2 separate regions of the Mus musculus genome follow, and region 1 is linked to region 2. The links are chromatin contacts, found by POLR2A ChIA-PET in ENCODE. All regions are on one chromosome and are shown on one strand. The core of a region is the stretch at or near the end of the contact, and the rest is flanking DNA. Distances in the headings are between cores, read along the strand shown. Region 1 holds the start of Gnai3 (guanine nucleotide binding protein (G protein), alpha inhibiting 3). Region 2 holds the start of Gstm4 (glutathione S-transferase, mu 4).

What was found. ChIA-PET counts read pairs that join two places held with the same protein, here RNA polymerase II (POLR2A).
Region 1: POLR2A ChIA-PET joins it to region 2 with 13 read pairs in Patski. The contact joins the promoter of Gnai3 here to the promoter of Gstm4 in region 2. POLR2A ChIA-PET finds 5 or more read pairs at or near these places in 4 of 5 experiments (Patski and embryonic stem cell).

The regions. Positions count from the first base shown.
Region 1 is chr3:108,144,857-108,147,556 of GRCm38, reverse strand. It overlaps Gnai3 (guanine nucleotide binding protein (G protein), alpha inhibiting 3), which reads left to right and starts at 1,405. Exons shown (of 9, transcript NM_010306.3): 1 at 1,405-1,669. The coding sequence starts at 1,552.
Region 2 is chr3:108,043,479-108,046,178 of GRCm38, reverse strand. It overlaps Gstm4 (glutathione S-transferase, mu 4), which reads left to right and starts at 1,323. Exons shown (of 8, transcript NM_026764.3): 1 at 1,323-1,542; 2 at 1,751-1,826; 3 at 2,220-2,284; 4 at 2,578-2,659. The coding sequence starts at 1,507.

The sequences.
Region 1 (2,700 bases), core at 156-2,655, 100 kb before region 2:
CTGCCATCCAAAAACCTTAGATGCTCTGTTGTCAGGGGTCTCCCAGCTATACCTTCTAGAGAGGTCTGGTAGAAAGAGGGCGTGAAGTTGAAACTAGACAGATGTACTTACTGTGTGGACGTGGGAAAGCGACTGAATTCCTCTGAGCCCATTTTCTCATTGGCGACAATGGGGATTAATATTACCTACCTCACAGGGTTGTTGTGAGGATTAAGAGATGAGACATGGAAGTGCCTACCTGGCAAAAAGGTACTCAATAATGTTGTGTTTCCCCCTTTCCTCTTGACCCTTTCCCCCCTAGAAGTGATCAGAAAGGAAAAGCAGTTTCTTTTGGAAATGAGTGGGAGACTTTCCAGACTTGGAATTGACAAGCATTATGGGTGACGTGGACGAGGTTAATCTAATTAGATGGTTCTAATTAATTAATTTTCACTATAGACCTTTCTCTTGGGAATTTGTAGCTTAAGTTACCTCCTACTAGAGAAATGTTTTAAATTCCAGGGAAATGTTTCAATGGCTGTAAAAAAATGCCCCTTCTTAAAACGGGTGTTGAGTCATTGTGGGTCTATTTAGTAGGGACTTTAGGATATTCTTCACAGAGCCAATATTCAGGAGATAGTAGAAAGACAACTTTTACCAAACTTCCCCCTTTCTGTGGCTATCACAGAGGAACTCTTGTTAGATTAGAGATTAGCTCGTTTATTTCTGGGTATGGAACTAAGTCCTCAGGTTTACCTGGAAGAAAGGGAAGCGTGGAAATATTATAAATGAATTACACCTAGTTTCATATTCTAATACTTACTACCTATTTTTCACTCTCTATTACTTGATGCGGTCGAGTGATCCTTTGCCAACATAGGAGTGCCAGGCATATGTACAGCTCACAGAAATCCATACGTTGTAGCAGAAGGACTAATATATACTTGGCATAATGGGTGTAGCCAGAGGAATGGGTGAACATCCAGGCTGGGCAGCTCAAGGATCAGACGGAGGGAACTTTGGCTGAAGTGCCCAACACGCGGCTCTGGACAGAGACCTGGGCTCCAAATCACAGATGAAAAGGAAAAAAGGTTTTTTTGTTTGTTTGTTTTCTGGAGAGGGAGGCTTTTCCCAACAGCAATTCCCAGAGGACTGTGAGCTCTCATTTGAGAATCTGATCCTCACCGCCAAACCTCCAGAGCACACCACGTGCTGGAAGTCCCGCTTTTTCTACACTTGGAATCCAAGTCCAGGAGCCGGAGAAGTAAAAGGGTATTAAGGCTGGGAGGTGCGGAGCGAAGGCTCGCCATCACTCCACGGGGACAGTCAGGTACCAGGGAACTTCCGCTCTCCGTACCACCTCCGCCTCCCACTGGCACAGCGCTCTAAGTAGTAACGGCCGCTGGGCGTCGCCGGAAGTGTCGTAAACAGCACACATCCGGTTCTTCCGGGAGCTAGGGGAGCTGACGGAGAAGGCCACCGCCCAGCAGAAGACCCGTCTCCGCCGGTGTGTGGCGATTCCCGCGGTGTGTGTGAGTGAGCCCGGGCCCGGTCCCCTCTCCCGCCGCCGCCATGGGCTGCACGTTGAGCGCCGAGGACAAGGCGGCGGTGGAGCGGAGCAAGATGATCGACCGCAACTTGCGGGAGGACGGGGAGAAAGCGGCCAAAGAAGTGAAGCTGCTGCTGCTCGGTGAGGGGCTGGGGGCGGAGCTGGAGCGCTGGAGCCGGAGAGCCCGGCCCCGGGAGCAGCCGGAGCTGATCGGGGTCTGGCCAAGGCCGGCAGAGAGGACCCCAAAGGGACAAGGAGGGGATGCCCAGCAATGGGGCGGGTACTGGGCTTGGCGACTGAGGCCCCGGAAGGCGTGGGGATTTCAGGTTGGAGAGGGTGTAACCCGGCTGGGATGGTACTTAGTAGAGTTGGGGAGTTTGGAGCCCCGAGACTGTGCTGGGAATCCGGGCACGGCTCTTAAAGGGAGGGACCGAAATTAGGGAGGGTTCACACTGGGCTGGAACGTGTTGAGGAGGATAGTGTATGGTGTCTGGTGGGGCCTGTCTAGGGTTTGTGTGAGTTTGATACTTGATGTCAGGATAAAGCTGGAAGGATTGAATGATTAAATAGCGAAGCTAGTACAGAGAGGGTCACATAAAGAACTTGCTCGCAAGTCTTTTTGTGCTGTTAGTGAGGTGGGTTGTCCAGGAACACCCAGGAGGCGGTTGAAATAAATGACAGGTTCTTAGGTATAAAAGAAAAGACCTTGGGTGCAGAGGCCACTAATACTTTTTTCAACTTTTTTTTAAAATCTCTCTCTCTCTCTTTTTTTTTTTTAAATTCTCTTGAGCTTCCGTGATTCCTTTTTTAAATTAAAGGGCTAGGGATGGTGTGAGCTGAGGAAATTGAAAGAATGCCATTTTTGAGGTTTGGGGTAGAGGACAGTGGGACCATGTGTGTCGGGAATAGTAGAGGATAACATATGGACTGGGGCAGATTTATTGTAGAGATTGTGATCTATTTGGGAGGGGTTGATTTTTTTTTTTAATTGGGTTTTTCAAAATAAAAGTATGTATTGGCTTTCAGACTACAAACACCGTGTTGTCTTATACTCAAGTGGGCTTTTTTATCTCTAGTCAGACATGTTTCAGTCAGGATAATTTCGTTTTAAACTTTGATAGGCCCAGTAAATCATATAAACTTCTCTCGCATTAGCTTACCAGTAAATCCAG
Region 2 (2,700 bases), core at 74-2,573:
AGGCAGAGACAGGTGGATCTCCGTGAATTCAAGGCCAGCCTGGTCTATACAGTGAGTTCTAGGACATCTGGGGATATGCAGAGAGTGACACATCCTTGTCTCTGAGAAACAACAATAAAAACCAAACAAAAACTTGCCCCCCCCACCCCCCCAAACCTTCAAAACACCACCATCATCAACCAAAAAACCCAAAAAACAGATTACAGCTGCGTGTTATCTTAGGTCATAGAAGTTTATTACATGGAAAATCCAAGACAAGTATTTCTTCTTACATCATTCTCTTAAAGGAAGGCTAAACAGACAGACAGAGTACATAGTAGAATAGCAAGCTTAAGGGACTTCAAGATGTATTATTAACTCTTGCTGTGAGGTCCAGTGAAAGTCCCAGTCTCTTAGAATGTGAGAATTATTTTTGTCACAATGCATTGCCACAGTACATTCTTAACATTAGTAAGAATTGTAAGTATGGTCACCTGCCACTTTAGCACATTTTAGTTAAAGATGGACCCTATATACTCAGGAAGACTTATAATGGAGCTTAAAATTCTTATTTGGTGATCTTGTAGAAGTCTTAATGTAATAACAAAATGCAGTGAGTGTGTGATGTCTGTTGTACAAAATGAGAGCCCACTTCCCTAAGCCCCCCTCCGCAGACTACAGTCTTTGGACACATACGACAACCAATGTTGTGTGAAGAAACAGTGTGCCTTGCTATGAACAGCAGCTATTGAGAACTCAGACATCTCTCTCTTGATTGCATTTGCTATAAACTAATCCTGAGTTGTCACATGCTGACCCTGTGTACCCTCGGACATTTCAGAAGTCTTAGGTCTGTGTAAGTACACACTAAGACGGTCACTCAATAGAGAAAGCTGCCTCTGTCCTTGGGTAATACAGACATCCTGACCATGTATGAAACTTCAAATTTTCCATTTTCCACCCTTTTTTTGAGTCAGGGGTTTATCTGTGATAGAAATAATCTCTTTGAATTCAGATGAGGAACTTCTGAACAGAAAGACAACATGTTCTCTGCCAGACGGAAAAACATCACCTGGGGACCACTGTCATCAGCAGAGCCCCGCAGAAGTCTGTCTTGTTTGACAGCAGGGTTGAAGTGCTTAATCAGCACTTCCGGGTTGGGGCCTCTCCTAGTGGCCTGACCCTCCCACAGACCGAAGGCAACAGGGTAAGAAGGCAGAGCGGTACGGCAAAGGCAGGGAGTTACTAGAGCTCTGCATCTGCGCACCGGGCTGGACGATTGGGCGGAACTGCAGGCGGGATCGCTTATTACGCTTTCCGGTCTGTTGGGGGCGGAGCTCAGTAATTTGGCTTCTGTAGGTGACTGTCAGGGGAAAAGCTGTAGAGCAGGGTGTGTGTTGCGGGGCAGAGTCTGGAGGGGCAGGATCACGCCGGGCACCAGCCCCGCCCAGGGACCCGAGGGCACTAGGATAAAGTCAAAGTTGCTCACACCGGAGGCCGGTGGACTCAGTCTCAGGCACCAGCATCATGCCTATGACACTGGGTTACTGGGACATCCGTGGGGTGAGCAACCACCTGATGAGTGGGAAGGATTGCAGGGTTAGGAGAAGGCGAGCTGGGGGGTGAGGATGGGGTGGGGCGAGAGGAATCCCTTGCTTGTCTGGCTCAGGGTCTTGCACACATGTCCTTGCTGGTTTGTGCGCCCGTGTATATGCACTTGGAGGAGGTGAAGTCACACAGAAGTCCCCCGCCCCCATTCCTATCTTTTCAGCTAGCTCACGCTATTCGGCTGCTCCTAGAATACACAGGCTCAAGCTATGAAGAGAAGAGATACACCATGGGAGACGGTAATGCTATTTGTCGGTCAGACGTCTCCTGTCCATTGGCGCCTAGCAATTGGTGCCTACATTACATTTCACGCCTCCCGCACTACGGGGCTCCCCCAGATGGACTTAGAATCTGCCTCTTTCAGTAAGCCCCAGAGAGCTGGGCTTGACCTTCCTTCCTCCTGGAAGTGAAGGGGTGGATACCCCTCCTGTTGAAATTAGATCACATTCCTCATCAAGATTTGCCTAAACTTTGTAGGCCCCTCAGTTCCAAGCACTCTTTATTCCTGAAACTTTCAGGGATAAAGGCTCACTGTGTGAGGTTACAGATCCTTGTCTTAGGGGGTTGGGTCCCTGAAATAGGTGTGTTGGACACTGGGCTGATTTCTCTTTATGCAATCTCATCAATCACAGCTCCTGACTATGACCGAAGCCAGTGGCTGAGTGAGAAGTTCAAATTGGGCCTGGACTTTCCCAATGTAGGTAGAGGGGGACGGGGAGGTTTGGGGACGGGGAGGTTTGGGGAAGTCATCTCACCTCCTCACCTGGAAGAGGGGCTTGGAGTCAATGCTTCCTTCTGTTCACTTGCTTCCGTTCCTGGTGGCGTTTCTGAGATGGGCTGTGTCCTAGCTTTTCCATTCAGTGTGCAGTGTGTTCGTAGAGGGCTTCCCATGCTAGCCATGATGAACGGCAGGCCACATGTCAGTCCTAATCCAGAGAAGGAAGGCTGGGACCTCACATCCTGTCTGACCATCCTTTATTGTCCAAGCAGTTGCCTTACTTGATTGATGGGTCACACAAGATCACGCAGAGCAATGCCATCCTGCGCTACATTGCCCGCAAGCACAACCTGTGTGAGTGGGGCGTCAGCAGGGTGGGGTGGGGGACAACCCCC